Regions from separate parts of the Homo sapiens genome. Here all the other regions are linked to region 1. Evidence: chromatin loops called from intact Hi-C (ENCODE). Cell type or tissue: heart left ventricle. All regions are shown on one strand. Links, peaks and the distances in the headings refer to the core of each region. The heading gives the core; the rest is flanking DNA. Region 1 holds the start of LOC101929507 (a long non-coding RNA gene). Region 2 overlaps LOC101929507 (a long non-coding RNA gene). Region 3 overlaps LINC00583 (long intergenic non-protein coding RNA 583).

Region 1 (10,388 bases), core at 1,124-9,123:
TTCTTGCTTGCTCAGGAATCAGAAGGTTTCTAGATTCTGCTCTTATGGCTACTCAGAGAGATTTAAGAATATCTTAGTTCTCTCTTTGGCAACTGACCTAACTTTTATGCAACAAAGAAGGGAGAAGAGAGTTAACATTCATTGGATGGTCTCAAATGTTTGGTATTCATTTAGCTAATACTTGTTGAACACCTACTCTGTGGGCTCTGTTTTAGGTTCTAGGCATTTATCAGAGAACAATGCGGACATAGACTCCTGACCTCTAGGACCTTACATTCTAGCAGGGGAATGAGACATTAAAAAATATGATAAACACTCAAATTAGAAGGTGGTAAATGTGGAAATACAAAAAAAGTAGAATAATATAATGGAGATTAGAAGAACAAGAGGCAAATAAATTTAGGGGATTAGGTAGGATGGCCAGGGTGATCCTCATTGAGAAGGTAATACTTGATTAAGGACTTGATGGTGTTGGGAAGTCAGCCAAGAGATAGCTGAGAGAAGAGCCTTCCATGCAGAGATTATAGGCAGAATGAAAGCTCGAAGGTGAGTGTGTGCTTGAGGCTTCCAGTGTGACTGGTGTGAGTGGGAGTGAGGGAGGGAGAGAGAGAAAGGGAGAAAAGGAGATAGAGATTTGATAAAGCCTTACAGGGCATTCATTCAGTGAGGCTGAAATGCAGCAGTACTGCAAGGTTTTGAGCACAATAAAGACAATGATCTGATACATGTTTCAAAAAGTAAAGACTTTTCTTTTTTGAGACAGAGTCTCACTCTGTTGTCTAGGCTGGAGTATAGTGGCATGATCTCAGCTCACTGCATCCTCTGCCTCTCGGGTTCAAGGAATTCTCCTGCCTCATCCTCCACGTAGCTGGGATTACAGGTGTGTGCAACCACGTCTGGCTACTTTTTGTATTTTTAGTAGAGATGGGGTTTTGGCATGTTGGCCAAGCTGGTCTCGAACTTCTGACCTTAGGTGATCCACCTGCCTCCGCCTCCCAAAGTGCTGGGGTTACAGGCGTGAGCCACCACTCCTGGCCTCACAAAGTATGACTTTGAATGCTGTGTTGAATAATAAATATGACAAGATTCCCTGAGGGGTTGCGCATAAGATGTCAGAGGAAAAGAGAAGTTAAGAACAACTCCAAATTTCTCAAAGAACTTAAAACAGAATTCCCATTTGACCCAGCAATCCCATTGCTGGGTATATATCCAAAGGAAAATAAATCATTCTGCCAAAAAGATGCATGTACACTTATATTCACTGAAGCACTGTTCACAATAGTAAAGACATAAAATCAACTTTGGTGTCCATTAACAGTGGATTGGATAAAGAAAATGTGGTATGTATACAGTGTGGGATACTATGCAACAATAAAAAAGAATGAGATCATGTCCCTTGCAGCAATATGGATGCAGCTGGAGGCCATTATCCTAAGTGAATTAACACAGGAACAGAAAACCAAATACTTCATCTTGTCACTTATAGGTGGGAGCTACACGTTGGCACACATGGAAACAAAGAGGGGAACAATAGATATTGGGGCCGACTTGAGGGTGGAGGGAGGGAGGAGGACAAAGGCTGAAAAACTACCTATTGGGTACTATGCTTACTATGTAGGTGAAAGAGTATTTATATCCCAAACCTCAGTGTCATGCAATCTACTCATGTAACAAACCTGCATATGCACCCTCTGAATCCAAAATAAAAGTTGAAATTATTTTTACATAAGAATGACTCCAAGATTTTTGTCATGAGTTACCATCAACTGATATGGTAAAGCTCACAGATATAGCACAATTTTGGGAGGAGGCTAGAAGTTCACTTTTAATCATATTGTATTGGAAACATCTATTAGATATCCAAGTGGAATGTCAAATAGGAAGATAGATAAATGAGCCTGGAGAGAGGGAGGGAGAGAGAGATCTGAAGAAGGAAGAAAAGCAAGAGAGTTACATATTATATCTCATTTAATTCTCATGGTAACAGGTGATGCTATCTTCAGTTTACAAATAGAGAAGCAAGCTCAGAGTGGCTTGCTCTGACTTATCTGCATTCAAAGCCCATCATCAGCCTCCAGAAGTTCATGGCATCAATTTTTCTGCCATACAGGTTCTATGTTCCAGGATTTGTTCAAGGTTCCTTGTCATAAAGAACTTGGGAGAATCCCTTGAACCCAGGAGGCAGAGGTTGCAGTTAGCCAAGACTGCACCATTGCACTCCAACCTGAGTGACAGAGTGAGACTCTGTCTCAAAAAAATAAAAAATAAAAAAAAAAATAACTTGAGACCTGCTGGTTACACGTGGGGATGCAATAGATGTAGGTGAGAACATGGACAGAGTGCGTGCTATGGATACAAAACCCCAAGGTCTGTGGACCACCCTGAGATGACAGTCCCTTGTGCAGAAGGCACTTTGTGCAGAAGGAGTAATCTGGGGTACCACAGTTTACCCTAGTGCAAGCCTATTTCATAGTACCTAGTTTTTTCTTCCAGCTGTGTTCTGTTGGCCTCACTAATGTCATAATAAAAGAAGCTCTCTGTTTATTTCTGATATCTCAAGATGCTTTATCAACAATGTGGTTACGTTGTTGGTCATCCCATAGATAAACTCAGATCCCTCTACTTTCCAAGTGTGAGAAGATTTTGTTCTACAGTCGCTTCTGTGAGATCACCACAGCCCTGGCAAACCAAGAGGGAGGAACCTTGTGCCTTTGAAGTGTGATTCACAGTGCTTGATAAAGTGCCAGTATTCTCTAAAGTAAGTCAATATCACATGCCTTGTATTCTTAATTTGGTGTTTGGGCTTCTTGTTTTGAATTTTTCACTTATTTCTCATAAATAAGGTTTTGAGAGTCTATTGAAAAAATTATGCAGTGGGTAAGGATTCAGGTTTTGAAGCCAAGTAGCTCCATCAGTTCTTACCTGTCTGACTTGGGGCAAGTTATTTAAATCTCAGTTTTCTTAAATGTTATTGTGTAGACAACAGTATGGTTTGTTTAACAGAGTCAAGAGGATTACTAAAAGAGATAATCAATGTAAATTCTTAGTACTACTCCTTGGACAGAGCAGTGATAAAAATAGTTATTGTAAGTAGCCTCAAGCTAGAATATATTAATAATAAGATATATAAACAGTTTATATAACAAAAGAGTTCTCAAAATATTGTATTTAAAATGAAAACCCTTATATTGTCTAGAACAGTAGCTTGTAAGTATTTTCAGCAACAGCCCTTTATTCAAATGAAATTTCAAACAATTTCAACTTATAAAATACATAAATAATATTAAAATGATTTAAAATATATTTTTAAAAAAACTAAATGTATACAAACTGTTTAAAAAGCCAGTTGATGAGAACCATGGACCTGTTTGGATGAACATGAATACGTCAAATGGGAGTTAGGTGACAGTGCTGGTCTCATACCCACGCCAGCATCCAGCTCATATCTACATTTTATTTTGGGTGCAACATATCAAGAAAATCCTGGTGCACACAGATAAGCAGTTGCTGATTGTGACTTAAAAAAAAAAAAACTTACCTTGCAATTCTTAAGATACACTTCAAATAAACTGACCTAGTAGCCTGAAGATGGGTAGTAGGAAAATTTTATTTTGAAATTGAATCACAAATAATTTGAGAGCAGATGAATTGCTCATATTCATTGTTGATAAAAAAGACCCAGACTTTCAATAGACACTAAAACATTTATGCATAGCCCATATGAGACTTTCCATATGATTAGGGTCTATAAAAAATCTTTGTTATTCTCTAACTAGACTTATTTTTATTTCAAGCCCCTTGTTAACCCAGGAGGCTTGAAATAAGTTTCAGGCAATTCAGGGTCTTCTCTCCTCTCCATGGGGTTGTGTCTATTTCTCCTGGGTGCTATGTTGTGTCCAGGCGAGGTGGGGCATCTGGTCCCCCATTATCAACCATTCATGCTGGTTCCCCTGAGATATGATGTCCTTATCTGGACAGTGGTTTCTTGTTCACCCACATCACTTCCTTCTAGTGGTGCCTGTACAACCTCTCTAGACTCAACTTCTTTCTATTTTCTCCCTCCCTTCTCTTCATGTCATCATGCCCTCTGTGGCACACGGGAAACAATCTGTTGAATTGACCACTTCAGCATCATGATAAATGTTTCCAAGACCACTCTGCTAGATTGCTTGTAGCTTACCTTCCAGCTCCTGCCCTTTCTGGTTGCTAGAGACAGGTGGGTCCTTCAACTCTCTGAGCCCAATTAGGAAATGAACAGCAAGTACCCTCTGCTTTTGAGGACACTAAACCCATCCTCTAGCTACATAACCAGGGTTTGGTACAGGGATTCTAGCCACCCAATCCGGTATGACAGTATGAAACTCACAACCTTACATCTGACATTCTTTTTTTTTTTTCTTTGTCTGTGGTTCCTTCCTTCTTTTTTTTTTTTTTTTTTTTTTTTTTTGAGACAGGGTCTCACTCTTGTCACCGAGGCTGAAGTGCAGTTGTATAATCACAGCTGGTTGCAGCCTCGACCTCCTGGGCCCCAGCAGTTCTCCCGCCTCAGCCTCGCAGGTAGCTGGGACCACAGGTGTAGGTACCATGCTTGCTTGCTTTTCTTTCTTTTCTTTCTTTCTTTCTTTCTTTCTTTCTTTCTTTCTTTCTTTCTTTCTTTCTTTCTTTCTTTCTTTCTTTCTTTCTTTCCTTCTCTCTCTCTCTCTCTCTCTCTCTCTCTCTCTCTCTCTTTCTTTCTTTCTTTTTTAGAAATGGGGTCTAACCGTATTTCTCAGGCCGATCTTGAAGTCCTGAGCTTAAGTTGTCTTCCCACCTTAGCTTCTCAAAGTGCAGGGATTACAGGTGTGATCCACCATGCCCGGCCTCATCTACAAATATTTACTCAATGCTCACATCTTGTGCTGGCAAGTACGATAGTAGAATTAGAGAAATCTACACCCCTATCTCATGGAGCTTAAATTCTAGTTGAGAAGACGGACAATGAACAAATGCATACTAAATATATAGTCCGTTAGTTAGTGGTATTGCGGAGAAAAAATAGTGCAGGGAATAGATTTAGAATCTCTTACCTCCTGAGTGTGAGGTGGGAGATTGCAATTTTAAATAGTGTGTTTTGGGTAGGCCTCACTGAGCAAAGACCCAAAACAGGTGACAGAAACCTCCTCTCTGGGGAAGAGCAGGCAGAAAATATCCCCAGTGCAAAATCCCCAAGGCAGCAGCATGCCTTGGGTGTCTGAGCAACAGCCGGGAGATCTGTGTGGCTGGGGTGGAGCTGGCTAAATGGACTAGCCCTGGAAGATGAATTCAGCAAGGCAAATGGGATAGGGGTGGGCCAGCTCTTGTAGGTCACAGAAGGGGCTTTAGCCTTCTCAGAAGACGACCCACTATTGGAAGATTTTGAGAGATACGATCTGAGAAGCAAGATCTGACTTAGGTTTAAAAGAATCATTTTGACTGCTGAGTTGAGAATGGACTATCATGGAAAAAGGTCAGATGAAGGAAGATTAATTAAGAAGCTATTGCAGCACTCCGAATGACAGATGATGGTGACCCGCATAGGGTGAAGGCAGTAGAGGTCATCAGAAGTGGTCATTTGATGCTAGATTTGGATCTGAGATGTGCGGGAAGAGATCAGTCAAGAAAGACTCTAAGACACTGGCAACATGATGTTTCCCTTAAGGAGTTGTAGAAGATTGCAGAAAAGACAAGTTCAGGAGGCAGGGGTGAGGAAGATCAAGACTTTGATTTTGGACATATTGTGGTTAAGATGGATTTGAAGTAGGCAGCTGGATACATAAGCCTGGAGTTTAGGATGGGTGTGTGTATGTGGTGGGGGGTGTATAAATTTGAATATGCTTTTAATTTTGAATTAATTTAATTTAAATTTAGATTTAATGAATGTCATTTAAATTTTGAGTTGATTTAGTTTTGAATGTTTTAGAATTGTCTTAAAAATAAGTCATAATTAAATACATTAATAATTATTAATTTATTTATAATTAAATATATAAATTAGATAAAATTAATTAGAATAAGCCTTAAAATACCTTAAGAAATCTATTTAAAAATGAATTTAAATCATATCTGTGAAATTCCTGAAGTATAGTTGTAGAACTTGCATGGGGCTCAGTTTTAAATGTTGGTGTGCTCTTGATGTAAAAAGTACTGTTTGGTAATACAATCATCACAATCAATTTTCTTTGGTATGTGATATGGCAAGAAGAAATGATAGGATTTACCAATCTATGCCCCAAAGGGACTTATCTAAGTAATATTTCTGTTCTCCACTGTTTGATCCATTTCTCAGAAAAGTAGCTAAATTTTTCTTACATTGTTGAATATGCAGATGTGAACCACCAATTGCTGAGGGGCACTCTTGAGGGAACATGTACAGTGGGACAGATCACTCACTCCCTTTCAGGGTCATATTGGTTCAGCCCAATGAAGAGATTTTGTGTTATGTGCAAGTTGTCATGATGTACTTTTTAAAAATAGTGTCACTGACACATATCCACTAAAATAAATTAACTTGTCTATCTTGACTGACTCACATTCTAGAAACAGCAACTTCACATGCCAGTGATGATATGAGCCATGGGGATGGGTAGGAGTGGGAACACACCAGCAAGAAGATGGCAGTGCCAGAGGCCTTTTAATAGTTTTTAGCAGAGCAGTGCAGAGGTTATGAGAATAAACCTGGACTTTTACAAGCCTGGGTTATAATTCAAGCTCTGTTGCTTTCTGGATGGGCAGACTTAATTTCTTCAAACTCAAGTATTCAGACAAAAAATACAATGGGGAAGAATTATAACTTTCTGTTGTAAAGAACTAATGAGTGAATGCTTGCAAAATACTTAGAGCAGCATGTTGCACATAGCCAGCTCTCAATAAATGATGGCTATTATTATTGGTAACTCTTTTAAAACTAAATGTTTGGTCTCTTGAAATATCTTAAGCAGGATGGTTTCAGATTGTCACCTGCTCTTAATTGGTGAGCAGGGCTGCCACCCCAGGCTCAGATTTAAGCTGGTACAGACAGCCCTAGTGAAAATGAGCCTCCACATCATTAAATCTATAGTTGAAACACTTCTACTGCACACTTGAACACTTGAACACACACATTTCATCTTTCTTGGCTATTTGGACTTATTAAGCATTTCTGTAATACTTGTTTTCTAAGTTGGCTGCTTCTCATTAGCGTTTCCTCACATCACCCCATGTGAAAGATGAATACAACAGTCCATATTTTACAGACTAGAAAATTGAGGTACAAGTCAGCCTAGTGTGGTTTGGCCAAAGGCACCAGAAAAATAAGCCCTGGAGCTCCAGAATGTCTCACTATTGAGTTATGGTTGACTTGATGAAGGAGAATGTTCTCCATAGAGATTCAGAGCATTCAAATAAAACACAAAAGTGATGTCCTCTTCTTTGCCTAAGAGCAAACATACTACCTATAGTCATAAGATGGCAGCCAGAGATACCACTGTAAGATCAAATCTGATCAAGTCGCTTTTCTATGTAAAACCTTGTTCTGGCTCTCTATGACCCCAGGATAAAGTCTATCTTCTTAATGTGGCATATATGGCCTTCCCTGTGCTCCTCTGCCTCCTGCTGCCAGCCTCATCCCTCACTACTTCTGTCCTCACTCCAGCCATGCTGAAGACTTTCAGGTCTCTTAATGTGCCTTTGCACATAAAATGTAGAAAAGAACCTGGCTCTATCTTATTTCCTCTCCTTTAGTTGTATGTCCCCGTTTTCCAAGAAGTCTCCCTAGATTTCTCAAGGCTGGATGAGTTGGCCCTTCTGTATACTCCTACAGTACATGAGATTTATACCACTGATCTCACTAAAACTGTATTTTAAATCAGACTATCCCATGAGCCTGTTATCTCCTTCAGGACAGTAATTATACCTGCTTCATTGTAGATCCCCAGCTCCTAGCGCAATGCCTGCAAACAGTAGAGATACAATAAATACTCTTTTGATTGTATGAATGAGCAATATGCCTTGTGATTTGACATTTTCCATTTCACAAAATGGATAAATACTTCGTGTCAGACACTTTGATAAGTACTAAAGTACAATACGCTATGGCTTGAAGATTTAACAGTGGAATTTCTGGCAACTGCCAGGAGGGAGGTGAGGTGAGCTATGAAGCCTATTAGTGTGGGTGTTTGCATTAAGATATATCTCAACCTGGTCTCTTGGTCTTTAATAGGTATTGTCCAAGTGACCATATATTATAGTTATCCAAACTGGTACAACTTTGACAGTGGAAGTGGGCAGTATTGATAATTGTATTTTGACAATACGCATAGACCAGGGCTATCCCAGCAAAGTGAGTGTGCGGTCACTCTAGGTATATGGATTGGCCTAATGTGCTGTTAGTCCTGAGCTAAATCCCTGGTTTAACTGATCTATCTAATGGACTCAAAGCTGCTGCTGGGTGAGAAATCTCACAGTTGTACTGACTGAAACAGCTAAGAGACATGTAGCAGTGACTTTGCAACATATGGCTTGACAATCCTCTTCCTGAGGTAGCTCTAAACATAGTGGTAGTTATATCTCAGTGACAGTAGCAGGTGAGAGTGGCCGTTAAGCAGTAGTTCTGTCACTCAGTAAAAGTTTTGACACCTGGATTTGAACATGAAGGATTCTAACTGGGGAGCTGAAAGATTTCCAGATCAGCCGAATTGCTCAAAGCTGCCAAGTTGGCCTGAGAACCTTCTTTTGTGAGTGAGATATGAATGATAGTTGAAACTGCTTCTTAGCTGGAAAATGCAATTTAAGCATATGTTTAAAAAAGCAATAATTAAAATATTACTATTTCAGAGCTCTTCGGTGCTCCTGAATCCATGGCTTTGCCAAATGCTTAGCTGTGCAGAGGGTGATTATCTTTCAAGGCCAGGATAGTAGCTCCCCAATCACTGCAGTGTAGCTCTCAGCCTTGGCATGAGCTTAGGAGGTGAAAGAGGAGGACTTACATATTAGCAATAAAGGTGAACATTTCTAACACCTAGAAAGTGTTGAAATTCTGGTTAGCATGCTTATCTTGTTTTGGCAAATGTCCTATATTAAATGGAAGGTGGCATATTCCCTTTATTAAATTTCTGTTTTCTTTTCTGATAGGATTTCTCCAAATTTATGTCCATTATTTATGCCTAGAAAAAATTAATAATTTGTAGCTAACACATTCATTGACATAATACAATCTTAGTTACTGTTGTAATGGTTTTGGATAGGAGTTAGAAATTCCTTTGTATTAACAAAAGTTTAGGAAATGTATTACTGTTTAAATATTCCACACAAATGAACATAGATGGAGATAGCAAAATAAAAAACAAAACAAAACAAGACTCTGTGAAGCTGGTTGAAAGCGTTCACACCCTGAGATGTCAGCTTGCCATCCCATCTTACCCTTTATTTAGTCTTAATGTTAGTGTCTATTTTTTTTAAGACTGAATTGACCCTAGGTGCGTTTATAAAATGACATTTTAAATTCCCTAATTCAAACTTCTAAGTCAGAGCTATAATGTTGCTTTAGGGGTGAGTTCCTCCAGGAGGAAAACAGCAACAAAACAAAATATTTAAAAAGGTCATGAGTCAATTGTGCCAGTTACGTGCCATGTCCCTTTTGGGAAAGAACAGTGCACTGTGTGCAGAAAAGAAAGTGACCCATTGCTTGGTATAAAGAACTGTAATTGATGGGATATCTATGAGTATAAAGTATTTGGAAAGCAAATTGTTGTTTATACTCTTTATGACTTTCCCTGGCCAAACAACAGTAGGTATTTCATGCCAAGAAGGACTGAGGGGTTTAGAACAGGAATTAGGAAGGAAAAGTCACCCTTCCAATGAAGGAAAAAAATGGCACTGGGTGGGATGTGGTGGCTCACACCTGTAACTCTTAACACTTTGAGAGGCCGAGATGGGTGGATCACTTGAGCCCAGGGATTCAGGAGCAGCCTGGGAAACATGGTGAAATCCTGTCTCTACAAAAAATACAAAAATCAGCCAGTCCTGGGGGCATGTACCTGTAGTCCCAGCTACTGGTTGGGTTGTGGGGGTGGTGTGTGTTGAGGCGGGAAAATGATTGCTTGAGCCTGGAAGGTTGAAGCTGCAGTGAGCCTTGATGGCACCAGTGCACTCCAGACTGGATGACAGAGGAAGGCCCTGAAGAAAGAAAGAACGAAAGAAAGAAAGAAAGAAAGAAAGAAAGAAAGAAAGAAAAGAAAGAAGGAAGGAAGGAAGGAAAGAGGGAAAGAAGGAAAGAAAGAAGGAAGGGAGGAAGGAAGGAAGGGAAGGAGGAAGGAAGGAAGGAAGGAAGGAAGGAAGGAAGAAAGAAAGAAAATGGTACTGGTTATGAATGTGTCCCTACTATTAAACTGCCT
Region 2 (10,388 bases), core at 1,215-9,214, 50 kb after region 1:
CACATCTACAATTGCAAGGTGACAAGGGGCCCATGCTCCATTCACTATGATATCCTGCCTCTGGTCTTCAAATAGGTTGAGACAATTTTTTCAGTTAATTCTCCTTGTAGGGTGATGGAAGTTTGCAGGAACTAGCCAACAACAAATATATTGTATCTCAGGGAATACTAAATTTTATCTGACCCTGTTATGAAACAGGTTCACCATGTACGGGTTACTCTAGCACGTACATGAGTCTGGTGAGACAGAACTCTCATACAAGCTAAGCAAAGCAACTTTATTACTCACGGATTAAACAGCAAGGAACAACAGAAGCCTCAGATTCACCACACGCTCATTTCCCAAGGCTGAGAAAAGCTGCCCAGGGCAGATGGGGTCTCATCTGTATGTGATCCACATCATGCTGCAGCTGAGGTATCTCCAAAGCATTCTGTGTTGGGTTTTTATACTCTGGGGGGACACTAGGATCACTGGGCCAAAGTGTTGTAGGACATCATGTTCTAGGAGGGGTGGGAACAAAGCTGTTCCAGGCAGTTTCTCCTTAGCTCAGCATGTTGCACTCTTAGCACGTTCTACAGTGATTCTCAAGGTTATATGTGAGACATGGGGAGAGCTGGGTCAGCCAAAGCCATCAGGGTGCCCATCACCATGATTAACATGTGATGGGACTCAATATATATGGCCACAGTTTCCCTTCTAATGTGAGCCATATCCTTTCTCTTCCCATTCCACCTTTGTTTCTACCTTACTAGCTAACTTCTGCCTTTCATCAAATAGGCTTGAATTTTCTCATTGAGTGGACAGAGACTGATATGTCCCAATTAAAACAAATACTTCCCGACTAACCACATATCTGGAGTTCGTACGAGTGTGTAAGTGATAGCTGTGGCAGGCAATCTCTAAGATGACTCAGCAGTCCTTGCCTCCTGGTGTTGCCTTGTTTAATGTCTTGTTTAATTGGGAGACTAATATCTCCCAATTAAAATGAATACCTCCTGATGAACCACATGTCTAGGGTTCATAGTAGTGTGTAAGTGAGAGCTATGGGAGGCAGTCTCTAAGATGGCCCACCGGTCCTTGCCTGCTGGTATTGCCTTGTTTAATGCCCTTACCCTGAGTGTATGCTGGGCTTGTTGACCCAATTCTGACAAATAGGATAGGGCAGAAGTGATGGAGTGTCTTTTCCAAGATTATTTCTGTAACAACTGTGGCTTTCATCTTGGGCATGTTCAAACTCTCCTCGCTCAGAACACCGACTCTCATGTCATGAGGACATTCAGGCAGTCTATGGAGAGGTCCACATAGCCAGAAGCTGAGCCCTGGCAATGGGCACATGAGTGATCTTCGAATCAGATTTTTCAGCTGCAGTTAAACCTTGACATGACTGCAGCCCTGGCTGACAGCTTGATTGACAACCTCATGAGAGACCCTGAGCCACAGACACCCAGTTAAGATGTGCCAAATTCTTGGCCCACAGAAACAGTGAGAGTATAAGGGCTTGTTGTTTAAAGCTGCTAAGTTTTAGGGTAATTTGTTATGCAGCAATTGATAGCTAACGTGAAACCAAACCCCTTATGAGTGCAGGTTTTGATGGGCAAGGACCTCAGGTAGGAAGGGCAACTCCATAAGGGAAGGAGCCCTTAAAAGGATGGAGGTGCACATGGGACATCATTTGCCTATTGCTCACTTTCATCAAATACTTTTCATCCCGATTTTTCAGGTTATACACATATAAAAGTTATGGTATTTTGAAATGCACAGGCAAGGATTGCTGAAGTAACCTACTGCAGCTCTTCGCACTTTACAAAACTGAAAACCAAGACCCTGAGAGGATAACTTAACGTGCTCCATGTCACAAAATAACCCAGTTTTAGGGCTTGAAGACTAGGTTTTCCAACACCTATTCCAGTGTTCTCTCAGTTGTACCATGCTTCTTCTCTGTTCGCAGTTACAAAAAGAAAAGAAAGTTTAAAATTAACCATTGCAATTCCACGAAGATTCTTAAAAGTTCACCATGTCTCTCATTTTAATAAATGTCAAAAACTGACTTTCAAAGCCTTTTTAAATAGTTTGTATAGAACACCGTCATTCATTCATTAATTCAGCAACTATGTATTGAACATTTCCTATGCTCCAGGCACTGTGCTAGATGCAAGAGTTACTAGGGTGGTAAAAACATTTGTTGGAGACACCAAAAGAAGCAGCCCATGGATCTTGTCTGTTTTATCAGTGGTGTTTTCTTTTGTCATCATAGATACATGTATGTGTTCCCATAGAGAGAAATCATGTAAAGGCTCAATTATTCAATATTAATATTGATCTGAAACTTTTAAAGCTCCCTTAGAAAGCTGATTGCAGTTTCACACTGAGAGTGGGCAAGGAGGGCTTTTTCTAGTGGCTCCAGAAAGAGCAATGTTCATGTTTCCAGGTACTCCTTCCTGAAGTGGGAGAATGCCCTGGCCTACTTAGACCCTCTTAATTGGAGACAGAGATACTATCTGCATAAGTCCTATGGCTTTACTTGAATTATTAGGAGCTAAGTAAATTCTTAAAAAAAAATGTGAGATACTCTCTGATACATCTTGTGAGCCTTGATGTTCTAGAAGTTAAATAGCATGGGTCTCTGGAGTAAAATATCCTGGAAACAGTGTTGGCGTGATGCATTTTTGCTAAGTGCCACAGGTCAGGGCACCTAATTTGCTCCTTGCAAAAAATGAGGATAGTAATTATACCACATGACTGTGAGAAGTGCTTTGTAAGCTAATAAATAGCCTTCAACTTCAATAAGTTCTCTTATTTCCCAGTTATAAGATCTCTGAAAGCTAAGAAGAGGAGGTGATCCATTTTTAATCTTTTATAGTCTCTAGGACTATGCCTAAGACTTAGTGGGTACTCACTAATTGTTTGTTGAAAAGCTACTGATTAATAATAGTGATAATTTTGGAGCACTGCCACGTGTCAGGTGATGTCTTAAACATTTCACTTGTATTAGCTTTTGATTCCTTATAGTGACTCCATAAGTCAAATACTATTATTATCACTATAATATGGACAGGAAAACTGAGGCAGAGAGAAATTGAGTAATTCCCATAGTAACATAGGTGGAGCTGGAATTGAAACTCATATAGTCTGGCTAACTGCCAAGATTTACTTCCCCTCCATAAGAACTGTGTATACATTTACTTCTTCTTATTAGAAGAAATATAGGCAGAAAGAAGAGTTAGTTCCCTTCGGTTGAATTAATAGATATTTCTTTTAAATGAGGTTTTATCCAATATCCAAAAGAAAGCAAAACCAAACAAAAACCAAACCAAACAAAAACAATCCCAACAAGTCAATCCAGACAAAATCATATTGAGACAACGTCAGCTGAGGCTTGTGGTTGAATGGACCGTTGACAACAATCATTTAGTATGTTGAGATGAAGCTGAGGACCTTTCATGTGGGAAAATATCTGAGAGGCGAGAGGAAGCAGACTGTGAGTTGTTAGCTGTGCTTGAAAATCATACAGATGGAGGGTCTTGGGTGAGTCTTTGGATTGTAGCCTGCTTGTCTTCAGTCACAGTGAGTATAAAATGACAGAAGAATCAATTGAAAGACTGGGAAAGACCTGTCACACAGGCAAATGACAGAACGATTGTGAACAATGTAGAAGACAGGGAAAAGGGAGGTGAAGAAGCAGCTAACATTTATTGAATGCAAGTTATGCTGAATATCTATAGTCTTATTTAGTATTCATTGCAATGGATGAGGTAATGCTAAACACATCTTGCAGATAAGAAAGCTCAGGATCAAAGAGGTTAAGTAATGCTACCATGAAGCATTCTCAGCTGGGAGGAAAAACCAGCCTCCTCCACTTACTCCCAAGCCTGTGAACTTTCCATTCTGTGGCTAGTAACCTCTGTTCTACCTCTCACTAAACTGCAGACTTGTAAGAAGCTACTGCTGAGCCAGAAGATTACCACAAAATGGCCAAGAAAACATTGCCATTATGTTGGGGAAAGAGGGAGGAACAAAAGGGCTAATAGAAAAGGAAGAAAAAAACCAACCAATGGAAATCACGAAAGACTGTGAGAGGAAGGACTTTAGGCTTCTGACAAAGTGTAGAAAAAAGAAAATGGTACTCCTGAGGCATGGATTTTCCAAAAGAAGGGTTTCTGATTCTACTAATCCTATTAAAAAGCAGAGGAAAGCTCTAGGAAACCTCAGATACCCTTTTCTCAAAGATGGCTACTTTCTTTTTGCCTTTTGTCATTCCTTCTCAACTCCCTTTCTTTTGCTCTGGGTCACTGGTTTTGGATCTTCCTGTTTTGCCTGAGCCATAGCTCAGTCTTTGACTTTTTGGCCCCACTCTTTAAAAAGTGGTTTTGCCAAGAGCAAATTGCCCAAGACGTTTAGGTCAGTGGTCACCAAAGCTGATCCACAGGTTGGATGCAGCCCATGGTGAGGTTGTTGGTGCCCTGTGGTAGAATGAGAAGAACTGGAACAACTGAGTGAGCTTTTCATAACACTAAATGCATTCCATACTGACTGTCTTTTTTCCTGAGATTATGTTCTTCTTGCTTGTTTGATGTTTCAGCATTTGTTGTTTTATGAAATGATGGTGAAAGTAGACGATTCCCCTTAAATACTTTTTAAAAAATTAAAATGTCCTGTGAAATCAATTTGAGAGACAGACATGCCTAGTCCATTGGAAAGAGTCTGATCATGGACGCTGATTAAAACTCAGAAAAATATTTCAGCAGGGAGCTCTTGACATTTTTAATGAAAGAGTTCACATGTTGTTTTAAATATTAAGTTAATTATATATGATGCCCCTATTGCTTCATCTGGTATATTGTTGGCATTTGAGCAACACATACACTTCTTCTCCCTTGAATCTCTCTTCTTTGATATGTGGGCATGTTTGTGCATAACGTGAGTTTTGACCTTCTTGGCCCTGGCTCACTAAATGCCAATAGTAATCCCCAGCTTCAGTTTTGATGACCATAATGTCCCCACACTTTTACCAACCTTCCCAGTGGAGTAGGTTTTGGGAATTAATAGAAGAGGCTGGTTTTGTATCTCATCTCAGAGTGCTTTGTGCTAGCATTACTTAACCTCTTTGGGTCTCAATTTTCTTATCTGAATGGGCATTACTCAAGGCCCAAGTGGGGTTCTGCAGAGCATCGCATAATCACCTATTATTATGCCCCATTTCTGCTATAGAGAAACAAGCACATGCAGAAGCAGATAATATTGTCCCATTTTGGTCATCAAATATTTGCTACAGTAATATACCTTAACCTGCTAATACCCGTGACACCCTTAAAATAAGAAGGAGCATGAATTGGGCAGTGTCATTTTTCTCATAAAATTTAGAGACATTAATCCAAGTTTTCTCACCTTTTAATACTATAATGGTCTTTCTTTTAGGATTTGCTTCTGCTTCAAATCCTACCTTGATGCAGTCAACCATTTTCTCTCTTGTGCCCTACAATGCCATATATGTACTGTAATGTGCCAAAATATGTAAAACACCTGGTATAGTGTCTGGCACATGGAGGTTGCTCAACACGTGTTATTGGGTGAGAAGGTGAATGGCCACTGCACAATATCAAATATATTCTACTGGGAAATGTCTAAAGAAATCACATGGATGCAAGAGAGGAGTTTAGACTCATTCATTACTATGTGGTCATAAATACCCACTCCTATCTCCCACACGAGGAAGGTGGATTTACTTCTTCCCTACATAGTTCTCTGATTGAACGTTGTGCCTTGTTTGTTTGCTTACCTTTTTTTTTCTTTATATACTCAACCTGATTTTATTTTAAATCCATTTTGCCTGTGCCTGAGATTTTGTTGGAGAAAGAAAGCATATATGAATTTCCTTTTGCTTGAACCCCACAAGAACTAATTCTTACCATTCCTGAGATTAAATCATTTTCACCTGTTTTCTTTTCTGAGTTGGGCGGGGGTGTGAGCATTGGGGGGGGGGGTATAATTTTTGGGGTCCTAGAACTTTCTCCTTCCTCTGCCCCTAATGTGTGTGTGTGTGCACGTGTGCACACACACACAAACACATTCACAATGAGTTTGGTTCAAAGGTCTTAGACCATGTAGGAAAGCAAAAAATGGACATGAAATGGCACAGAGTTTGGGCACTGTCAAGAGTCCAGCTGCACAGCAGCTCAGCATCTGGGTCAGTAGGAAAGAAATTAATGTTCATTGTGCTATGTCTTGTCTGTTAAGCACATCTCATTCTTTCTCCAGAGAACTCTGGAGTGTTATGATGGCAGAGTAGAGGAGAGGGAAACTGAAGACTAGCCTTTGTTGACCACAACACAATTAGCCCTTGTTGTCAAGCATCTCTCTAGATGCTTTTATATCACTTCACAACTCTCTAAGGCAATTATATGATTCTTGTTTTACAGACATGGAAACTGATGCTCAGAGAGGTTAAGTCGCTCACTCCAGATCCCCCATTGAGAAGCAGAGAAGGATGGATTTTGAACTTCATTTACTGTTTGTGTGTTTTTACTGTGTATTTTGTGTATTTCTTTCTTTCTTTCTTTCTTTTTCTTGAGACAGAGTTCTGCTCTTGTCACCTGGGCTGGAGTGCAGTGGCACGATCTCGGCCCACTGCAACCTCCGCCTCCCTGGTTCAAGGGATTCTCCTGCCTCAGCCTCCCGAGTAGCTGGGATTACAGGTGCCCGCCACCATGCCCAGCTAACTTTTGTATTTTTAGTAGAGATGGGTTTTCACCATGTCGGCCAGGCTGGTCTCTATCTCCTGACCTCAGGTGATCCACCCACCTCGGCCTCCCCAAGTGCTAGGATTACAGGCATGAGCCACTGCGCCCAGCCACTTTTCCAGGGATAGTTCCAGTTTATGCCTGTTGTCCTGGTGTAGTTATTAATAGCAACTCTCACCATTTGTCTTGGTATGCACAACAAATTATAAGATCATCTTACCTCTTTCTCTTCTGTGTTCTTCCCCTCTTGTCCAAGTGGGAGGTGGGAAGGCGCTGGGTGATTATGGTATCCATTAATGGCCTCTCTGTGTTGCAGGTATCTTTTTTTTTTTTTTTTTTTTCTGAGACGGAGTCTCGCTCTGTCGCCCAGGCTGCAGTGTAATGGCGCGATATCGGCTCACCGCAACCTCAGCCTCCTGGGTTCAAGCAATTCTCCTGCCTCAGCCTCCCGAGTAGCATGCGCCACCACGCCTGGCTAATTTTGTATTTTTAGTAGAGATAGGGTTTCCCCATGTTGGTCAGGATGGTCTTGAATTCCCGACCTCAGGTGGTCCGCCCGCCTCGGCCTCCCAAAGTGTTAGGATTACAGGCGTGAGCCACTGCACCCGGCTGCGTTGCAGATATCTTAAGTGTTCCTTCTGTTGTGGGTTGCCTATGTGGTTCTTCAAGAGTCTCTGTAGAAGCTTCTCACTCCACAGTTTCCTGACTGGGGAACTCTGATTCCAGCTTATTTTCCTATATACCATAATAGCTCTTGCCCTTCAGCCATTCACTGTCTTACAGCTTCCTGCAAGGGGTTTCTTTCGCACTAAAATGTAGCACTGCACAACCCTTTTGCAATGAAGAAGGGAGGAACTAACTGCATAGAGTAATGCTGCACTCCCACTTCTGAGTGGGAAGTCCCACACTTCTCACTTCTCAGTCGTCTTTTCATAGGAACCAGAGTGGGAGGAGAGAGAGGTGGCTGTTGGCAGGGCTGGCTCTGCTCTGGTGCCTCTCAATAACTCTTAGGGAATTTCCTTGAAATTAGAATGTGATAAATTTACTGTCAGGTGCTCAGATTGGGTCTTAGGTAAATGTCAGTGCAACAAGAAAAGTCCTACTTGACATTGCATTACATATCTATAACAAACACCAACTTGCAATATGAGGCAGCACCATCCTTACTGACAGCATCAGCTGTATTGTTGCAGTGAAGTTCAGTAGGAACCAGCACTCTATCAGTGTTCAGTTTTGGTTTTGACTCATCTTTATAAATTTGTTTTCCTCCACTGAAAATTTTAGTTACAGCTTGGAAGTGGAGTGGACTCCTTCCTTCCTAATTACCTTATCAACTAAAAGACGACTTTCTTTTCTTGACAAACCACCTCAACCAATCAACATTATTTCTCAAGAAAATGGAAAAAGTATAGTAGATCTAAGAACTTCTCCTTATTCCTAAATACCAGCAGTCAGCATGACCAGTTTTCTTTTTCCCATTGTTGCTTTAAAACTGATTAAAAATTGCAGAATGGGCTAGAGCCATGCGTTACCTGTGTTTTCATTTCCGATAGCTAATACAATGTCTGACACCTTGTAGGTATTTGAAAATAATTTGTTCAATGGTTACATTTCTCTTTGTACCATTCACAGTGCCTAGCATGATGCTGTGTGCATATTAAGTGCTTAAACATTTTTATTATTGATGAAATAATGTATAGTCCCTTTGCTTCATTTTTCAGGTTGCTTTAAGAAAGAAAAGGTTCATTTAGAGAATGTGTCATTTAGTTTGAGCCACATTTCCTGAAACTTTGCTTTCTTTGCAATCACACCAGAACAAGTTATCATGGGAAGAACCTGAATAGGGCTCAGAAAATGATCTTCACACCTCAGTCCCTTTTAGAGACCCCTTGGATGCCAATGTTTTTGTCTAGGCAGCCATTGGAACATTTATTTTTATTAACTTCTCTGTGCATGTTCAGTGCCATTTTCCTTCCCCCCTCAGCTTTGCAGCATTCCCAGGTGGGGGACAGCCTGGTCAGGAGTCAGGTTCAGGGCTTCAGCTTGACTCATAAATGTGGAAATAACAAAATGTGTTCCCTGAAGCTTTGCAGCATTGTCAGGAAATGGGCTGCTTGCATGCTGTACTTCCACAGATCTGGAAACTCTGCTGAGTTTGGGTTGACTCCAGAAAAAAGTTTAAAAGTGTTCAGGGAAGAGAGGAATGAAAGCGGGCCATTAGTTGGAGACACCAGCGCTCCGGTGGAGTCTGTGTCTTGGCTGGCCTGTTGGCAATGGGCGACTCTGGAGTGTGTGCTGTGTACTGTGGCGGCGAAGTTTGCTTTTCTAAGGATTGGGGCTTTGCAGGAACTTTCCTTCCCACATTTTTCATATCTCAGAAATCTGAGTGGCACCTCTGGGGAGAAGTGGGGTATAGAGTTATTGTTTCCGGCTGGAAGAAACCAAGGCATAGAGCAGTCTAAACTCAGAACTCAAGCATGAGTATTGGATCTTAACCATCTTAGTACCCAGCCTACCCTAGACTGTCAATAAATATGTGGAGAATCAGTGAATGTGTAAAATTGACTTCTATTTGTGTGTCATCAAAGGCAGGAACTGAGCTCAACATCAGGTCTTTTTGTATGCTGTGAGCTACACAGATGATCTCAGGGGGCATAAATGATGGGATTCAGGGCAACTTTTCCTTGTTTGTGTTGTTGACACAACACCTTTCTCATTATTCTCAACTCAGGGAAGAATTTCATCTTTGTGATTTTTCTCTCTTTGCTCCTGGACCACCAGAGCTGTGAGATCCAGAGGACAGGGAGTATGAGAGCAGCAGCTGGGAGGCCAGGAGGCCTCTAATCCTTGCCCTTATTTGGGCCTTAAGAAGACAATATAAAGAAGCTGACTGGTCACCAAAGGAAACACAGATTGTGGGTAGCTGGTGGTGTTTGTGTCATAGCTTCTTAGTAACCTCCCCAGAAGGCTAGAAGGGAATTTGATCACCAATCAAGTAAACGAAGAAGTAATTAGAGCTTTAGGGTTACTTTAAATGTATCGGATTATTTTTTCCATGATGCAATTTCGGGAGGAGTTTTTGTGATTCTTCTCCCCACTCCCCAAGAGGCTTCCATGGCAAGAGTCTCTTGACCTATAATGCTCGTGTTCATATCCTGGCTCTGCCACACACATGCTTTGTGACCTTGGGCAAGTTACTTAACTTCTCTGAGCCTCAGCTTCCTCAACTGGAAAATGGGGATACACTTAAATTACAGGTGTATCATGAAGCCTCAATGAATTAAATACATGTAAAAGTGTTAAAATGGTGTCTATGTGCTAACTATGATTATTGTCATTTTGCTTACACACCATCCATCAGACAATTTGATACAGAGGCCAAAAAATATATTTTTTAAAATTGGCAGTTTTTTAATAGAGTACTGTTTGAAGGCTAGAAAATGAACTACTTGAACTCTCAAGGTTTTCTTACAAATCACAGGCTCCCGTGACAATTCTGATTCTTATGTTTTTTACTTTCACAACTGGTTATTGAAGGATTCTCAGCTCTAATTCCACAAGGTTTTTTTTTTTTTTTTTTTTTTTTTTTAAAGAACATAGTGTATTAGTTCTCCATATGAATTTTAAGGGCATTTGAGTATGTTGGTTAAT
Region 3 (10,388 bases), core at 1,392-9,391, 71 kb after region 1:
TTTAGTTTAGATATTATTTCCTATTATAGGAATTAGGTTCCTTCCCTTGTGTTATGGACTGAATGTTTGCATCCTCCTAAAATTTGTATGTTGCAACCTTAACTCCCAATGTGATGAAGTTAGAAGGTGAAGGCTTTGGGAGATAATTAGGTCGTGAGGGTGGTGCCCTCACGAATGGGAGCAGTGGCCTTATAAGGAGAGACATGAGAGCTCTCTCTGCTCTTTCCCATGTGAGGATGCAAGAACCTGGCTGCCTACAAACCAGGAAGAGGGCCCTCACCAGACACCAAATCTGCTGGCACCTTGATCTTGGACTTCCCAGCCTTCAGAACTATGATAAATAAATGTGTGTTGTTTAAGCCAACCAGTCTATGGTAATTTGTTAAAGTGGCCTGAACTAATTAATACACCCCACCTCCCTCAGTATAATCATATCAATACTTAATCTTATCAGTCGTCAGTATTTATATAATTACGATCATATAAAGAATGCTCACAGTTGAGCTACATTGTATCATAACCTTTCTTGTACAACTTTTTGTTTTGGCTAGAGCTAAGACTTGCCTCCTTTCTGTGGGTTTGCTTAGTTTCTGTGTACTATTGCTAAACTCTCCAAATGAAATGCAAATCTCCTCATTACAACCAAGCGGTGCTGGCGTGTAGCTCCTGGAGCCCTCCATGCCCCACATCTGGACTGAGTTTCCTCTGGGCTTTCTGCACAGTTGTCATCCTGGGGTCTTCTTTTACCACTTTTTTTTTTCTTTCTAGAATTCCCTTAGTCTTTAACTGTGTGGAACCTCCAGTTTCCTGATTTCCACATCTTTCTCATTTGTGATTTACTCCTTTGTTGTAATGGAGTATGTTTCTATGTGGCTTTCTTCAAAAAGGAACATGACAGAACAATTTTTTGATACTTGGACTGCTTGAAACTATCCTTATTCTACTTTGACATTTGGTTTAAAATTTGGCTGGAGTCAGGGTTCTGGCTTGAAAATCATTGCTGACAGAGTGTAGGCCTTGCTCCTTTATCATTTAGCTTCCAATGTTGCTATGTCAAATGCTCTTCTCATTCTTCATCCTTCTTTGGGGATCTGCTATTTCTCCTTGGAGGCATTTGGGCTCTTCTCTTTACCCATAGTATTGTGAAATTTCACAAAGATATTCTTTGTTGTGGGTCTATTCATCACGATGTGCACTTGGGTCTTCATAATCCAGAAAGCCATTTATTTTAGATGTGGCAAATTTTATGTATTATTACTTTGATAATTTCTTAGTTTTCAACTTTTAGATTTTCTTCCTTCTAAAATTCTTATTTAGATGTTAGGTCTCCCGGACGCTTCCTCAGATTTTATTAACTTTTTCCCTCCTCTCCTATTTTTTATCCTTTCTTGTGGGTTTGCTTTACTTTCTGAAGATTTCCTCAGTTATCATCCCTTCTTTATAGCATTTTTATTTAATTGTTCTGTGAAAAGTCTTTTAAAAAATAGCAATGTGTTATTATCTCATGACGCAAAAAATCTTTTCTGGTTACTATGAGACTATTAATACTATATTAAAAAAATTTTTAAACCTTTCTTTGCTCACTGTATTGTCTTTATTTCCTGCAAGCGTGTCTTATTTGTTTATTTTGGCCAGTCTTTCCTGTTAGAGACTTCTCTCAAATGTGTGGTGAGCCTTGGCTGTATGTTCATATTTATAATGAAGATCAGAATTTCTGTGTGCAGGGGCAGGGCCTGTCAGCTGGTGGCCTCTGAGTGTCATGATCTGAGTCTTTGTAAGGAGCCATTTTTCAGAGAGGAAACTTCCAGTCTCTTGCATGGGTAACGTGAGTCTCATAGCTCAATATGCATTCCTAGCCTAGATCCTCAGCCCCATTTTCAGAACGATACCTCAGCTTCACCCTCAACTATGCCCAAGGACCCTGACTCTGGAATTGCACTAGTTTTGTCTCTCCAGGGAGTAAATCTACCTGAGGAGAGTCCTCTAGGGTAAGGTGGGTTTTGGCTGGATATATGAGGTGAACATCCTTGAAAAGATTTTCAACCATTTCTTTTGTTTTTAGTCTTCCCTTGGGACTCTCTCTCTTTCTCCTTTTTTTTTTTTTTTTAAGAAGTACATGTGTTAATGAACTTATGAGTTTCTAGACTTGTGTGACACAAATGATCTTGCTGGCTGACTTTGTCCTCTTCCTCTAGTCTTAGGGTTCAGATTTTTGGATACACATATAGGCACACACAGGCACATACACAACCAGGATCATACTATTCACAGACAGAAGCATATTTTAAAAAATTATAGAAAGAAACAGAAATACAGTTTATACACCATTTTGTGGTCTTATGAATATTAGAAAAACATGGGTTCCATAAAATAAAACCTGTAAGATGAGATGATAATACAATAAACAGATTTGAAATTGGAACTGGTTGCAGAGAGGCAGAAATTTAAAATGAGTTCCAAGGGAAAAAATGTTTTTAAAGTAAACATTTAAGAACAGAGTTTAAAAATGTAATAGGAGTAGAAATAACATCATAGTAAGTCAAATGAAGGGTATTGAATATATGCTTGGTAAAAAATATTTCAGAATGCAGAGGTAAATGACAAAAAAATAAAGACAATCAAAGCTGAGGTAAGTCATTTGGAGGATATATTACTGACATCATGAGAGTGACTGTTACTGAAGGGGATATCAGCATAAACAGAAAGAAAGCAATAGTCAGAAAAATTAAATGACATTTGGCTGGGCTAATGAATAAGGTCTGGTTTTGTAAACTGAATGAGCTCAAAAAATCCCAAAAAATATTAATGAAATTAACAACAAATAGATATATGCTGATGAAAGTCTTAAAGTTCAAGGGGAAAAACCCATCTGACATGCGTCTAAGCAGACAAGACTGGTCATCTGTGAATGAATAAAAAACATCCAGTTTCAGATTTCGATTTTCCCTTTGTAATGAGAAGCTAGAAGACGATGAAGTGATTTCCTCAGAGTTTTAAATGGGAAAAAAAAGACTATCACCAAAGATTTCTATAATATATATAGGTTTTGTTGACATACAAAGGTACCAGAAACACTTTATTGGATATACAATGACTGCCAATACATGAATTACACATATGTTTCTTTTAGAAATATATGCAAAACTTTTCTGACTAAGAAATGAGTATACCCACACACACACACTCAAGAACAGGGAAGTAATGAAATATAGAAAGATGAGGGCTATCACTGTAAAACATAAATCTTAATAATTATAAATTAAGGAAACAATAAAATGTTAGTACTTGAAAATATGCATATTTTAAAGTGACAGTGATTATTTGAAGGCAAGAAACTAGACCTCAAGTTCTGGACTATATCACAAAAACTAGTAGGAAGAAGTAAAAGTTGTAATCTAAAGTTAATAATTAGAGGAAAATAAATTAGAATGCACAGTCGAACAGTTCAACCATAGTGAGAGGTTAATTTCCTATAAATAACTAGATGGAAGAGAGGGAGAAACATAACTTGAATAAAATAGAAAACAAATAAAATAGGAAAGAATTGAAAAAACAGAAAGCATTCAGAATGACCGAAAAACAACTTCAGGGAAATATGAGCTTTAATGAAAAACTATGCTTGGCTCCATACAGGACACCCTTGTAAGTTATCTAGTTCTAGCCGCTAGTTGTCTTTGAGTTAGTTCACAACTGTAAGTTGTTGGTAACTGATAGCAATGCTAAATATTTCTTGTCTATAAACACAAATTCTGCCCTGACCTGGTCAATTGACCTACCTCCAGCTTCCCCTCAAGAAACCAGTTTGCTCCCATTTGTACATTAATGTCTATTCCTGATCAAATGTATCTGTTCTTCAGATTCTCTTTTGAACTGATTAGGACATCTGTCTGGTTTGCTTGGGTGTTAAATAAAATCTTAATATGTGTTCATTTCTAAGAGAGTCACGACTAAACTTTTAGCAAAACTGATCAGTTCTGATTAGTTATAAATGAATTAAATTCTGAGCAGAACAAAAAAGATATCAGACAGAATTAAAACAGCATATATATATATATTTGCCATATTAAAGGAACTCAAAAGGTACAAAAATAAAAGTTTAGGCAAAAATATCTTGGTCACGTTCAGACATAAAAGCAAGGATTAGCAATATTAGTATATGACTGAATAGAATTTACATCAAGTAATAATATATTGGACAAATAAAGGCAGTGTAAGTATTTAAAGTTTCAATCTATAATTAATTTATACTGTAATAGAATCTGAATATATCAGTGAAAGAAATTATGTGGAAAATGTCAGAGAAACAAGGAGAAATGGTCAGGTTCAATAGTAGTAAGACTGTTTATTAAGATTCTCCTCTTATTTGACCCACAGAGCAGGCTAAATAAATAAATGTAAGACAAATGAGTATCCAAGTAATATAATTTACAATATTGATTTGTTAGTCATAGATTGAATTTTACACCCTATAAGCAGGTAGATGACATAGCTGTGGAGATTTTCCTCTTGCAAAGTAGGCTTGCAGTCTCAGAAAGTTTGAACTAAACAAAACAGATCATTAAGTTCATTTTTAAAAAGAGTTATATATTCCATAGATATCCTCATCATGTCCTGAATCTTATTGTGTCTTTGACTTTTATTTTTAACTTAATTAGCAGCTCACCATTGAAGCCAGCCCAAATGATTGATAGACTGATAATAAATCCAAAAAGTGGCTCTTTGATAAAAACAAATAAAAATAGACAAACTCCTAGATAATGCAATAGAAGTAAAAATGGAAAATAAAGTGCCATACATGAGTTTATTTCTTGTTTAATTAAAAGTGAAGAAAAAACCATATGAATAACAATTTATGCAAAAGATGCTATGTGAGGGCACCAGTTATAAGTTATATAATTGAAAATAATCTAAATGTTCAAAGATGGGCTATTATAATATATTCTATTTTATATGTATTTAAACAAATGCCATCCTGTCATTAAGAAACATATTGTAGAATAATACTAAATAGTTAATGGAAAATTTCAGTTTGTTAGTGAGAAAAAAACTGCAAACAAAATACAGAGTATCATTTTACATTTATAAAATAGGTAAAAATATGTATAAAATGCATGATAAATATGTACTAAAATATTAAAAATAAAATTTTCCCTAAGTAGAGAGATCATAGATTATTTCCTTTACGCTCAGCTATGTGTTCTAACTTTAATGCCATATAATGCAAGTTTAAAATGTTGCTATCTGCATAAGAATGCCTTCTGTTTCGTCCCTGACCCACTCTTCTTTCCCTAAGAGTTTGCCCACCAGGTCATGAAGGGGTGAGTGAGCTCTGTGGCATCTCTGGGCAGGGCAGCAGCTGATGGGGCCAGAGGTACACACCTGCCCAAAGTTGGGCTCATTAGATCCTCTCTCGAGAATTTCAAATTGGGATTCAGAATCAGCAGTTAGTTAACTATGAGAATGAGAATCATACAAACAAACCTGGGGAACAGGGGCTGTCATTTGAGTGTGGCTATTCAAAAGCCATATGTACTGCTGAGCAGGCAGGAGAGTTTGGTCTGCAAAGAGAATAATCAATAGTAACAATAACAATGGATGCCATTCATTGTGTGCTCATTATGTGACAGGCAGTCTTCTAAGCACGCTGTATGGACTAACTCATTGATAGGCACATCTAACTTTTAAGGTAGATACTATCATTATCCTCATTGTACATGTGAGGAACCAAGACAGAGAGATTAGATGAATTACAGAATAGTGCAGAGGGCCGAGAGATGAGGGACCATGTGGTCTCAGAGAGGCAGAGACCAGAAGAGTGGCTCCCCTGTGCCTCTGGGCATCGCAGGTCCTAGTTCTAGTCCCTTGTGAGGCCTGTTTGTATGTCCTGCCATCTGTTTCCAAGAGATTACTCTGACTCCTTAAGCTAAACTCCTTGTTCTTCACAAGCTTGAGTGGCTAACAGTTTCTTGCAATTGAACAATCCTTGGCTAAGAGGGAGTATATGCTGGGGGTGACTACACATAAAGTGTCTTTGATATCTTTAAATGCTTTTCATGTTATCTTTGAAACCAGCCCAACGAAGGAAACAAAATGTTGCTAGAACTCATCACAAACAACCACATACAATAAGAGGCATCGATTCTCCCAACTCACAAATAATTTTAGAAAGTATTAAAAATATGCCTACTAAGGAGAAGGTACTCATTGAAAAACAGCCCTTGAGAGACTAGAGAAATCTCTAGGTACTCTCCCTCCTCTGCACAAAATGCCTATTTGTATAAATCTTTATATACTATTTCAGGAAGAGTTCACATGTTGTAGTGTGGCTACCAGCTTCTGGATGAGAGGCTATTGCTTACAAAAATTGCAATTTTTTTAGGTTATGTATCTGTACAGTTTTGAGTTAGTATCATCTAACCAGAGTTTTGAATGTTTTAATAGCTTCTAGTCTAACTTTGTCAATCTCTAGTTGGAGGACAATTCAAGGGAGCCCAAAGAACATGGCTGGGGAAGGAACACAGAGACTGGAGCTTCAGAAGTTACTATTAGTGCCAACAAAAATAGTTACTGCAAGGTGTTAACACTGGATAAGTAATTTCCTTTTCTGAGACTTGACACTTGAACTCTTTTCTTCCTAGCTTTTAGGATATACAGTGGTTCCCCCTTATCCATAGGGGATACATTCTAAGGCTCCAAGTGGATACCTGAAACCATGGATAATACTGAACCCTATGCATACTATGTTTTTTCCTATACATACATACCTATGATAAAGTTTAATGTATAAATTAGGCACAGAAAGAGATCAACAACAATAAATAATAGCAAAATAGAACAATTATAACAATATGCCAGCATCACTACTCTTGCACTTTGGAGCCACTATGAAGTAAAACAAGGGTAACCTGAGCACTAGTGCTGTGATAACTCAACCGTGGATCTGATAACTGAGACTGCTACTGAGTGACTCACAAGTGGGTAGTGTAGACAGCACAGATACACTGAACCAAGGATGATTCACATCCTAGGCGGGATGGAGTGGGATGGTGTGAGATTTCATCACACTACTCAGAATGGTGAGCAATGTAAAACTTATGAGTTCTTTATTTCTGGAATTTTCCATTTGATATTTTTGGACCATGGTTGACCGCAGGTAACAGAAACCACAGAAATCAAAACCGTGGATAAGAGGAGACTACAGAAAGATTTCTCCTTCTGGAGGTAATTTATGCTTCAGTGTGGTGTTTGTCACAATTACTGAAAACTAGATAGACTTGCCTTGGAGCAATAGGATGTGTTTTTTCCCTGTGTTTCTTGTTTTGGTGTAGCAATGGCTATGTAAAACAGCTGGATAGATATTCTTATATAGAGAACCCAAAGAAAATTCAGTGGCCAAATATCCAGATGAAAAGAGAAGCATTCAGTTAATCATCTGGATGTTTTGTCTACACAAGGAGAAATCTGTGGATGTTTCCAAATATTTGAGAAAATATTTGGGAACATCCAGATGTTTGGCCCTATGCAGCTCAAACATTCAGATGTTTGACTAAATTTCGCCTTCCAACCGGATGCTTCGGCATCAGATAGACCCAGCCTTGGTTATCGTAATTACGCATTGTTAACTGGTGTCACAGAAAATTGTTTGGGGGAAAAACACGACACACCAAAATGTGGAGGTTATAAATAATCACAAACATTACTAGTGAGGAAAGAAGGAGGGAATAACACCTCTGACCAATCAGGATGCATCATCACTAATATAAATTGTCAGCAGTAGTGTTCTCTTTGCAGAAGGTCTAATAATTAAAAATAATAAACATAAGCTGGTGGCTCCTACTAATGAAAACGAAGCCAGTAGCACTTGCAGTGTTTACAAAACATGAAGGATGTGAAAAGGAACATCCTCTGCTTTGAAATGAGTTGAAAATTCTAAACTTCATGGAAACGGGTTGAATGAGAGTTCAGTTTCCTCCTCTTATTTTAATGTGGCCTTGCAGTGTCTCCGATTACAGTGTTCTTAAACTTGTGGGAATCAGCCTAATAAAAATACTTAAAGAAATACAGCTCATCCCTCAGCTGTGGGCCGGCTGTGTAGATTACCATGGTGCAGGAGTCAGGATCTGCCTCCAGAAAGCAGACTCCGTTTTCTACACAGCAGTAACATGAACTTGAACGGAGGCGTTAAATGAGAAGATCATGTTTTGATTCTAATTAAGATTTTAAAACCTGATTTTTAGCCAACTTGTTGTTGGTGAAAAACAGCAATGCCATAAATAAAATAGCCACAGATGGACCCGGATATTTGTTTGAACAACCATAAAAATTCTTTCATTTTAATTGATTGATACTGGACAAAAGTAGTATTCAGCCAAAACCTTACCGCTAGTCTTATAATTATTTTTTTAACCAGTTCACCACTACATTCCAGGGGAACTTCAAGACATCCTACTGAGGTGTCTGGTACAACGTCTGCACCTGATTACATGTTTGACTTTGCATACCAAGCCTGAAATTGTTCAAGAAAATTAATCTCTTATATACTTGCAAAATCCTATCTGGAAAGTAACCTAGATGTGGTCTGGGGTTCATTTTCAAAGTGAACAATCTTCAGAGAACCTGGGACTGGATCGTACTTAGGAATAATATGGTCTGTCATTCTTTGTAGGATGGGAATGACTGTTGTAAAGCCGATGCTAATTTTTCAAGGAACTTCTCTAGAAGATGCAGAAAGAAGCAACAGACCTTAAAATCTAAAAGCATTTAATATTTTTAATTGCTTTCTGAAGAATTAAACTCTGGTTTAATTTGAGAAAGCATCTCAAACATTTTTCGTATCAGAGCAAAAGTTACCTAAGTATGATCCAGTTAGAAGACATGCATATTTTAAAATACCTATGATACACTCAGCTTGTTTTTGTTTTTAAAGAAACAGAAAATATGACTTTGGTTCTAAAAATGCCTTCATTGGAGTAGAGGAGGAAATATAATTGCTACACAAATTGTATGGATTCAACGGAGGAGTCAGCTATGATTTCTTTCTCTGATGACAATGAAACTTTTCACCTTTATATGCCAACTAACTGGAAAAATTTTCCTACAATGTTGTGCTCAGAAGTGTGATAGGAGAATTGAAAGTAATCAGTGTCAATTAGAAAGACCTTGGACATCATTGGGAATGCCTATTAGAAGGGATAAGAGCATGCTAGAAACAGATGGCTTGAGCAAGATTGTTGGCTCTGTCTCTTCTAGCTTCCTGACCTCATGTAAGATATATAACATCTCTATGCCTTGGTTTCCTTATCTGCAAAAAGGGGATAATAATAGTAGTACATAGTGGATAGGACTGCAGCCAGGATTAGATAACAGAGTATATGTAAATCTCGTAGATCAATGCCTGCTACATGAGTAACTTTTTAATCCACAGTACATGAATCAAATTGCATTGAATCAAAAGTTTTGTGAAGATTTGAGATGAGAATGAGAGCCAAATAAGCCATATCATAAGAAGCTGTGATCAGAAATAAAATGAGGTATGTTTTGACACTTAATGACATTCTAAAAGATTGGGCGGCAGCAAGATGTACACACGTCTCTGCAGAAAATGTGGTGAGGAGGTAGGGGGTTGGGCAAGGGAGATCAATCTCACAGCTTTCAAGTAGGATTCTGTGGGTGGGGAAGAAAACTAGAATTCACAGAGAAGGAACTGGCTGATATTATTATTATTTTTTTTGATGCAGCATTTCAGAAAACATAATCAATGGCATGCGTCCAGTTCCCATTTAGTAACCAAAGAACTAGCTGCAGCTGTTTTTTATGCCTGGTGGTGCCAGTTTGATAGTGTATAATCATATTTGCATAAAGATAAAAAGGAAGGTGTTATAGAACACAGTTAAGCCTATGGTTTCACCATGAATTAAAGGTAATTTCAGACTAATTAGGTATAATTTGTTAAGGAATTCTTCCCAGCAATGATGACTCTGATTTTGTAATTACAGGACAATGCTTACTGTGGCTTTCAAGGCAGGAGAAAGCACACCCGAGGGGGTCGTGTCCCACACTAGGCAGATCTAATGGTGCCACAAAAGACAGGTGTTTTGTCAGATTTCAGCCACACACTTTCACACCTGCAACGCATTAACTACCGCAGCAATGTTAATGAAGACCAGGTGCCTGTTCTCCAGCATAAATGAGGAACTGGCAGGAGATTTGCTGTTTGCTACCTGACGTCTACCCCTGAGTCTCTGAACCCCGTCCTTCTGGTTGAAGGGGAAGGTGAGTGGGGTAACAGGGTTTTGGGTACTTTTGCCTTGGTCCTTTTGAGTTGTGGGATGGAGATACTGAAACATTGGTCTTCGCATTATGGTAGTGACCTTTTTACCCACCCATTG

Evidence for each region. Hi-C counts contacts between places; a loop is a spot of excess contacts. Peaks named below come from ENCODE experiments on the same cell type or tissue, not always from the same donor. Only the 100,000 strongest peaks of a DNase experiment are listed, where the experiment ranks them.
Region 2: a loop joins it to region 1, with 1.8 times the contacts of the local background. A loop is called at or near these places in 7 of 110 quality-filtered maps.
Region 3: a loop joins it to region 1, with 3 times the contacts of the local background. A loop is called at or near these places in 2 of 110 quality-filtered maps.

Annotation. Positions count from the first base shown.
Region 1 is chr9:14,010,543-14,020,930 of GRCh38, reverse strand. LOC101929507 (a long non-coding RNA gene) reads left to right here and starts at 839. Exons shown (of 8, transcript XR_001746621.2): 1 at 839-880; 2 at 2,604-2,758. In heart left ventricle, for the core only: no CTCF peak of the experiment used is centred there; no DNase peak of the experiment used is centred there; H3K27ac peaks cover 3,442 bases.
Region 2 is chr9:13,960,721-13,971,108 of GRCh38, reverse strand. All of the region lies in intron 4 of LOC101929507 (a long non-coding RNA gene), which reads left to right. Among named protein-coding and RNA genes, the nearest start is that of LINC00583, 38 kb to the right of the region's middle. In heart left ventricle, for the core only: no CTCF peak of the experiment used is centred there; no DNase peak of the experiment used is centred there.
Region 3 is chr9:13,939,545-13,949,932 of GRCh38, reverse strand. It overlaps LINC00583 (long intergenic non-protein coding RNA 583), which reads right to left. Exons shown (of 3, transcript NR_038194.1): 2 at 5,482-5,558; 3 at 4,326-4,541. It overlaps LOC101929507 (a long non-coding RNA gene), which reads left to right. Exons shown (of 8, transcript XR_001746621.2): 5 at 9,425-9,530; 6 at 9,996-10,272. Among named protein-coding and RNA genes, the nearest start is that of LINC00583, 17 kb to the right of the region's middle. RefSeq lists an enhancer at 9,569-10,385. In heart left ventricle, for the core only: no CTCF peak of the experiment used is centred there; no DNase peak of the experiment used is centred there; H3K27ac peaks cover 999 bases.